2 separate regions of the Mus musculus genome follow, and region 1 is linked to region 2. A link is a loop called in an ENCODE intact Hi-C map of the cell type or tissue named here. Cell type or tissue: gastrocnemius. All regions are shown on one strand. Each heading gives the region's core, and the rest is flanking DNA. Links, peaks and the distances in the headings are about the cores only.

Region 1 (2,500 bases), core at 1-2,500, 130 kb after region 2:
TATCCTTAATGGTAAGCTGTGTATTTTGGATGCAGCAGAAAGACGGGTCCTGTTTTCTAGTTCAGTCTTTTAGTCTGTGTCTTTTTATTAGGGAATAGAGTCCATTAATATTGAGAGTCGCAAATGTGCAGCGTTTATTGGTTCCTGTTATAGTCGTGTTATGGTGTGGTGTTTCGCACCTCTTTTGACTAACTACTCTAGGATTATGAATTCCTTGTATCTCCTTGAAGATGGTTAACCTCTTCAGACTAAAGTTTACCCTCCAATGCCTTCAGTAGAACTGGATTGGCAGACAGATATTGCTTAAATTCGGTTTTATCTCGGGTTGTTTTTCTTTCTCTATCACCTGGGATTAATAGTTTTGCACGTTATAGTAGCCTAGGCTGGTATCTGTGGTCTGAGTTTGTAGAACATCATTCGAAACCTTTCTGGCTTTTAGAGTCTCCACTCAGAAGACAGGTGTGAATTGTTTTTGTGTTGTTTTTCCCTCGAAGTGTTTAATGTTCTTTCTTCTGTGCATTTAGTATTTTGATTATTATGGGTCGTGAGTAATTTCTTTTCTAGTCCTACTTGGTGTTCTCTTTAGTTCCTGTATATCCATAGGCACCTCCTTCTATTAGGCTGATGTCTTTTTTTCTCTATGGTTTTGTTAAAAATATTTTCTGTGCCTTTAGCCTGGGTTTCTTCTCCTTCTCCTGTCCCCACTATTCATGTTTGGTCCTAGATTTCCTGGATGTTTTGTGCCTGGTGTTTTTTAGATTTGACACATTCTTTGGCTGAGATATCCATTTCTTCGACTCTGTGATTCTCTCTTCCACGTCTTGTACTCCTTGGTGAAGCTTACCTCTGAGGTTTTGTGAGACATCCTACATTTTTCCTTTCCAGTTTTATTTCAGGTTCCTCCCCTGCCCCCCACCTTTGGTGATTCTACTTGTTAAATTCCACTTTCATGTTATGAATTATCTTCATTATTTCACTCAACTGTATTTTCACAGACTTCCTCAGAGGATTTATTCCTCTCCTCCCTCAGGTCCTCAGACATATTCATAATTGTTATTTTGAAGTCCCCGTCTTATGCTTCAGCTACATTGCATTTCTTAGGGTCTTCTGCAGTAGGCTTACTGACATCTGGTGGAGGTGAGTATATTGACTTGGCGGGTCATGTTTGTGGGTTTGCCTTGGGAATCTAGGCATCTGTAGTTACAGCAGCTGAGATATTTCTTGGCATCACCGGGTCTCATCTTTGCTGGGTGAGTGTTCTACTCTTTGGTTGCTGTTGCTGTCTCTGGACCATAGGCAAGTGCAGTGGCCCTGGTGGCGAGTGCTTCTGTGGGTAGCTGGGTGGCATTAGAAATGGAGATAGTCAAGGGGTAATGCCTGAGAGGGTCTATGGGAAAGAGGTGGGGGAGACCCCAGGAAGTGGAGGTGTAGTGGGAGGAGAGACTTCTGAAAGCAATAGGAGAAAGAGTAAGTCTGAAGAGACATGGATACAAGGGTCAAAGGGACCCTGGGTCACATGGAGAGGTAAAGTCCCCAGGGAATGGGGTTGGAGAGGAGGGGCTTCTGGAAGCAAGAACTTGTTTTCTTGATGACGGTCATTCTGCCTGGGGTGAGATGAAATCTCAAAGCAGTTTTAATTCCCATTTTCCCGATCACCAAGGACGTAGAACACTTTTTCAATATGTACTACCCATTTGTATTCCTTATTTTGAAAACCATCCATTGGTTTTATTTGCCCATTTGTTGAATTGACGGTTTTGTTTGGCTGTTTAATCTCTGCACTTCTTATGTATGCTAGATAGCAGGTCTCTGTGTGGTGTATAATAAGAATTTTCTTCTGCTCGCAGGTTGTCTCCATCCTCCAATGGTTATATTCTTTGCTGTGCAGAAACTTTTCAGTCTCATCCGATTCCACTTTTCTCATCCGATTCCACGTGTCAATTCTGGGGATTGCTTCCTGAAGCAATGGAGGGAATTTTTTAGGTTTGGTTGTTTTGTTTTGTTTTTCAGTGAGTTTTCAGTTATACTTGTATCTTGAAGGTTTTATGTGTGTTTTCTTCTAGAACTTTCAAGATTTGGGGCATTTCAATAAAGCTTGGTACTTTGGGAATTGATGTTTGTGTAGGGTGAGAGGTAGAGAGTTTTCCCAGAACTATTTGAAGAAGCTGTCTACCACCAATGTATATTTCTGTCATCCTTATAAAAACTTTAAATATCTACAGCTGTGTGGATTTCTTTTAGTTCCACTTAGTTTTTGGTCACTGTGGCCCTGTAGTCTAATTTTAGGTCAGGTATTGATATCAACAGTAATGCTTTTTCTGCTTGGGATTGCTTTGTGCTTTTACATGATTTTTTCAACTGTCTTTTTTTTTTTCTAATTCTGTGGAAAATGACACTGGAATGTTTGTGCAACTGTATAGTGTATGTGTGCACGCGTGTGACACCTATGAAGATCCAGAGGCCAGAGAACGATGTCAGGTGTTCAACACTATTGTTCTCC
Region 2 (6,588 bases), core at 2,175-4,674:
CTTTCACTGTTTAGAGGTCACAGACCCTGCTGAACACCCTCCCCTTCACAAACAATCCCCCACAACCAAGGTCTCTACAGCCCCAAAACTCTATGTGTGCCAAGTGCCTGCAGAGGCCAGAAGAGGGCTCTGGGTCCCTGGAATTGGTTACAGGCAGTTAGAAGCCACTTTCTACTCTCTTCAACATTCTTTTCTCCTTTCTTTTAAAATCAGAAACTATCATCTCCAATGTGTCTGTCCATATACTTCTGGCTCTGTGGCCATCTCCTGAAGCATGGTCAATGTACTAGAAGAGGAGCTAGACCCTTAAAAATCTTGGCTCCCCCCTTATACTCATCTCCATCTCTGGTTTTGTTTTTAAGAAAGTAGAAACCATACTTAGGATAGTATAGTGTGTTAGATTACCTGTGTGTGTGCTGTTGAACTATGCAGCATCCTCCCATTGTTGGGAATTCAACTTCACAGACTGACATCTTGGCTAATTGAAGTCAAGGAGAAAGGGAGTAGGCCCTTCTCAGGCTGCCTCTGATAGAAAACAAACCAACCAGCCTGTTTTTCAAGAGTGGGGATTTCTTGATCTTTTCTGGATGTCTCAGCCCAGTCTCATCAGCTGGTTCCCAGAATTATTATTATTTTTTCTTCCCATGAATCCTTTACTCACAGAATGGTGGTTGTCTTGGTTCTGCTCTAGATTCCGGGTTCTGTGACAAGCAAGTTTCAAGTTTGTTTTGTTTTGTTTTGGTTTGGTTTGGTTTGGTTTGGTTTGGTTTGCTTTCTTCTCCTTTCTTTGACTTTTTCAGTAAGCTCACTACCCAACAAGTAGTAGATGCTCACATGATTTTTTGTTTGATGAATGAACTGAGAAACCTGCGGGGTTTCTCAGCAGGCAGAGATGCCTGACTCCACATCTGAGGACCTGACTTCAGTACCTGAACAAGGTCAAAACTTAAGACTACTTAAAAAATAAGAGCAATAATAGCCTCGGATATCAACACAGTAGAATTTATCATTATAAACTATAACCCGTGAGTCACATTTCCTGAAGAGGGCTGACCCAACTTTACATGAAGACAAAACCCAGCCTGCTCACTGCAGACATAAATGGACCCGTGCCGCTCTTACCTTGGGTTTCTGGAATGACAATGTGTTAAGAAACTGCCCATGTCCTGCTTTATGGCTGCCCAGTTACTACGGGTGCTTTTACTTTTTGCACTGGGGCTGGAGTCTAGGGTCTTTCTCATGCCTCTTAAGCAGCACTGTGGAACTACTCCTACATATAATTTTAAGAAGAATAACGTATCCAGGTGTGGTGTTACATAGCTATAAACCTAAGACTTGGGAGGTTGATGCAGGAGAATAGAGTTTGAGGCCAGTCTGGGATATAGTGAGCTCCTACCTCAAAAAAAAGAAAAAAAGGTTTTGGTACATTTTTTCAGGAAGGGCAGCTGTATTATCAGGGACTGTCTGCTGAAATGAGACAGAGAAGGACCTTCAGATGCACTATAGAGAGACAGGTGGGGTGCAGAGCCTGGCGCTGGCCGAGTGAGCAGTTCCCAGCTGTGTGCATTGTAGGGCTAAGACTGAATAAGGGGGCGATTCTCACAGAGTTTCCATCAAAACTGACACTCCTGGTTTTGGGACAGGGTCACATTGTGTAGCCCTTGCTGGCCTGGGACCTGTTTAGACCAGGCTGGCCTTAAACTCACAGAGACCTATCTGCCCTGTTGAAATTAAATGTGTTTGCTACCATGTCTGGCTAGATATCTGGTTTTTTATTTTTTTCAATTTTTTATTAGATATTTTCTTCATTTACATTTCAAATGCTATTCTGAAAGTCCCCTACACCCCCCCCCCCCGCCCCACTGCTCCACTACCCACCCACTCCCACTTCTTGGCCCTGGTGTTTCCCCTGTACTGGTGCATATAAAATTTGCAAGACCAAGGGGCCTCTCTTCCCAATGATGGCCGAATAGGCCAGGCACCGGCATAGCCTCACAAGAGACAGCTATATCAGGGTACTTTCAGCAAAACCTTGCTGGCATATGCAATAGTCTGCGTTTGGTGGCTGATTATGGGATGGATCCCCAGGTGGGATAGTCTCTGGATGGCCCATCTTTTAGTCTTAGCTCCAAACTTTGTCTCTGTAACTCCTTCCATGGGTATTTTGTTCCCTATTCTAAGGAGGTATGAAGTATCCACAAGTTGGTCTTTCTTCTTCTTGAGTTTCTTGTGTTTTGCAAATTGTATCTTGGGTATTCTAAGTTTCTGGGCTAATATCCACTTATCAGTTGTTTTACCTTCTTAATTTGCTATGTTGTTCTTTGGAAAACTTAAGATTTTTAAGGAAATGATACTTTAGGTTCATAATTGATTCAATTTAAAACATTGCTTATAGGTCTAGAGAGATAGTCCAGTTGGTCAAATGCTTTCTGTGTAAACTTGGTTTGATGGCCAACACCCATGTAGAATGCCGAGCAAGGAGGTGCACACATGTAAGTCCCAGCACTAGAGAGGCAGTGACAGTCAGGTCCTTAGTGCTCACTGGCAAGCCACCTGGCCTAATTAACAAGACCCAGGCACCAGTGAGAGACCCTTTTCTCAGAAGCCAAGGTAGATGGCTCCTGAGGAGTGACCTCTGGCCTCCACATATGCATACACACACACACACACACACACACACACACACACACACACACACACACACACACACACACAAACGCACACACGTCAATAAAGAAGGAAATAAAACATTGATTCCTGTTTCTGTTCTGTCTTTTAGAATTTGTATATGAAATATTCTTCCTTTAAAAGCTGATAGGATTTGGGACTCTGGTTGATGCTTGTAGGCTGTTTATATTAAAGTGTTTGTTTAGTCAGGTGTGGTAGTACATGCCATTAATCCCAGCACTCAGGAGGCAGAGGCTGGTGGATCTCTGAGTTTGAGGCCAGCCTGGTCTATAGAGTGAGTTCCAGGACAGCCAGGGCTATACAGAGAGACCCTGTCTTGAAAAACCATCCAACTCACCAAACAATGTTTATGATAATATTCCTAATGATTTTAGCCACATATATCCTTATGTAGAAAATAAGCTTTCCTTCCTATTTCCTAGGCCTCCTAAGTAGAAAGTACCTCTTTTTATTTCAAACTACAAGTTCCTAAGACTCTTGCAAACGATTTCTTGAGGGCTGGGGAGGTGACTCAATGCTTGAGTATGTACTGCTTTTCCGAGGACTTTGAAGCAGTAGTATTTTCATTTGCTCTAAACTTTCCAGCGGGTGCACACCTGCTTCTCGCTCTACTGCCCCAATGTTCTGGATTCCCCAAAGAAAGACCACATACACAGCCTTATATTTTAAATACCTTTAACAGCTCAATGGCTAGGCCATTCCCTAACTCCACGTGGCTAACACACTCCCCTCCAATATTCCTGGAGTTAATCCTTATCAAATCTATATTTTATCTTTGCTGCCCTGGACCCTACTGGTCAGCTCACCCTCCTGGGGCTGCTTTCCCCCTGCACCTACATGTCAGCTGTCTCTCTCTCTCTCTCCTGTACCTTTCTGCCTTGGTCCATCTCCTGTTCCCTCATCATGGCGGAATCCCCTCTTCCTCCTTTCTTGGTCCAGCCTCTCTCTCCCTGCCCAGACATTGGCCTCTGGTAAATTTATTGACCAATCAAAAACCAACTAGGGACACTGCAGATAGGTTTTTGGGTAATAAAATTAGCATGAGAACACAAGCTCCTCCTGGATTTGAGTGTGATTTCCAGTCCCCATGTTGGGTGGCTCATAACTTGCATTAATTCTGCCTCCAGGGTACCTATACTCAGGCATGTGTTTATGCACATACAGACACAATTAAAATTACAACAGATCTTTTAAAAAAGAATTATTGGGACTAAAATATGTGATATTCTAAAGACTTAGTACTGTATGCCGTATTTTTTGTGTGTTTGTTATTTGCTTGATGTTGGCAGTCATTGAACCTGGGGCCTCAGGCATCCTAAAGCATACGTAATCATTGACCTACTAAAAGAAATGGGTGGGCATTCTTGGAATGTAAGGCTAATAATAGTCTTTATTAAATACAGGCATTATTGTTGAGTTTTATACTAGTCATTTATCTCTGACATATGAATCCTGGCTAGGCAGAACACATGCACTCATGTCTTTTGGCTTGAGCACAGCCTGTTGAGTTCGTAACCCTAGATAAGACGTGTGCAGGAAGAGAGAGTGAGCAGGACAGAAAGATTGCACCAGTGTTCCAGGAACTAAAGAGACTCCTAAGAAGGCTTGTGGGTAAGAACCATGCTGAAGCCGTAATAGAGGCGTCATCTGATTGTGTCATTCCTGGCTGCTCAGCAGCAATGACACTAGACTAGTCCTCAGCCACAGATGAGGTAGTGAAAGCTCTCAGTGTCACCCCTGGAGAGCCTCCTCCCCTGCTGTCCAGGTAATCCATGCTTTATCAAACCCGACTTGGACTTCTCCTCTTTGTTCCGTTGTTGTTTGGCTGAAATGCAGTTCCCAGGCCTTCTTTCTGGGAAAGCCCAGCCTACTACCACTATGGTTTTCAGCCCTTCTCTGCTGCCTGAAATAAGAATCAACTATTTTCCTTTTTTGGCTGTCTAATGAAATTCTAACTATATCGTCCAGGTCTGCTGATGGACACTTATATATATGACGTTCCCTCTAACTGTAGGCACAGAAAAGCAAGGTTTTATTTAGTTGATGCCTTAGGCCAATGTAATAAGGAACCTCTTAATTTTGATTGAGGTGCTTTAAAGAGTGAATTAAATGGCAAAAATGACTTCGAAAGAGTCACCTGCATGGCATGTCTCTCTCTCATCTCTAGAAATACATTGTTGACTGGAGGCCCGTATGGTCCTGGTCTATAGAGATTTACTTTTAGTAAAGATGCTGTTTGTGGTTGAGTGCCTTGGATTAGGAGGAGAGACGAACCTGAAGGCTAAGAAAAGTAAGAGTCACCTTCCCTGTACTTCTGCCACCTCAGCATTCATCCATTTGCTTTTGTGACCTTTCCACTTTGTGCAGAGCATCTACTAAGAACATCTTCAACCAGCCGGCCCGCCTCTCTCCCAAGAGTCCCTGCTATGGAAAGTGCCAAGACCATCTCAGGTAATGACTTTTATCTGAAAAAGTATTAAAAACAAAAACAACAAAAACCTTCTGGAAGTTTTCAGCTGCCCACATTGTAATAGATGACATGTTGAAGGTATATCTTTCTGAAAGTTGAGAATTAGATATGCAATGACTGATTTGAAGAATTAGTCAAAACACACCAAAAATCCCTGGAAGCTGCTTGCAGGTATGCTAAATCCCCTCCCAGCGTCAGCATGGAGGCTCACTGGGCTTGTCTCAGCATTTCACTTGCTGCTGACAATACTCTCCCTGTGGCCTTTCCTGACAGCGCTGCTGTGGTCTGTGTGCTGTCCTCCTTGACATGGAGTGAGCACTTCCCTCTGTCCTCTCACCCTCGCTTCCCGAGGACTGCAGACAAGGGTTGGCGTAACTCACATAAAATGTTGTCTCATCTTTAAGACATACAATGCACTTGAAAAAACAAAAAATAGCCATAAAATTATGCTTAAAAACATGTAAATACGGCACTCTACAGTCATTTAATATGAGAGAGCATCTGTGCCTTCATGTGGCTAATGCTGCGTGTTTCTCCTGATTTCATCCAGATCTTGTTAGCCAGCCCGGCCTGGGTGTGGCAGCACAGACCTGTGTTCGTGTGCAGAGGCTGAGGCAGAAACACTTTGGAGTTCCAGGACGGTTTATATCCAGTGTCAGCCTTGCAGAATTAACGATGGTTGACTTGATACCTTTTCCTTTCTGTGTCCTGGTGTGTGTTTGAAGCTGCATCCAGCTCTGTAGAGATGCCCCTTTCCTTCCTCCTCCCTTTCAGCAGTGCTTGCTGCACTTGGAGGGGTGTGTTTTCTTTAGTTGTGGGACTGGGCAGGGCTGGGTAGATGCGCATACTGCTTTGGTTTTGAGTTGTGTTTGGGTAGTCCTCACTGTGTACCAGGTAGACACTGTGAATGTTACATATTAATAAGGCACTTGTTCACCTAAGATTTGATATGCTCTGTATTTCCACTACCAATCTTTCACAGATTTTAGACTCTTTACTTTTTTATGATAATGTCTCATTCAGTAGTCCAGGCTAACCTCATGTTCATAGTAGGCCTCCTGCCTCAGTTTGAAAGTACAGGAATTGTGGACATAAATCACTGCTGCCAGCTGCATGGGTGTTCTGAGTGAAAACTAACCCAGTCATGAGTGGGTTCAAGGAGTAGCTCTTCCTCTCACAGGAGTCTTTAGGAGTCTTGAGAAGAAATTCTCAAGCTCACACTAAAACAATTTAAAGCATGTATATTACTCTATACTTTTAAAACATATGCAGTTGTAATTGTCAACATATATACTACATTTAAAAAATTATTTGACAAAGCATTTCTTTTCTCTAACAAAACAATCTAGGTGTCAAAAATAAAATAACTCTTGTCTTAGTCAGGGTTTCTATTCCTGCACAAACATCATGACCAAGAATCAAGTTGGGGA

Evidence for each region. Peaks named below come from ENCODE experiments on the same cell type or tissue, not always from the same donor. Only the 100,000 strongest peaks of a DNase experiment are listed, where the experiment ranks them.
Region 1: it touches region 2 in a loop (3-fold over the local background); 7 of 42 quality-filtered maps call a loop at or near these places.

What each region holds. Positions count from the first base shown.
Region 1 is chr10:75,400,035-75,402,534 of GRCm38, forward strand. Gm40694 (a long non-coding RNA gene) reads left to right here and starts at 711. Exons shown (of 2, transcript XR_871831.1): 1 at 711-1,137; 2 at 1,848-2,217. In gastrocnemius, for the core only: a CTCF peak has its summit at 1,132 (motif pointing left); no DNase peak of the experiment used is centred there.
Region 2 is chr10:75,268,962-75,275,549 of GRCm38, forward strand. It overlaps Specc1l (sperm antigen with calponin homology and coiled-coil domains 1-like), which reads left to right. Exons shown (of 16, transcript NM_153406.3): 11 at 5,056-5,139. Among named protein-coding and RNA genes, the nearest start is that of Adora2a, 45 kb to the right of the region's middle. In gastrocnemius, for the core only: no CTCF peak of the experiment used is centred there; no DNase peak of the experiment used is centred there.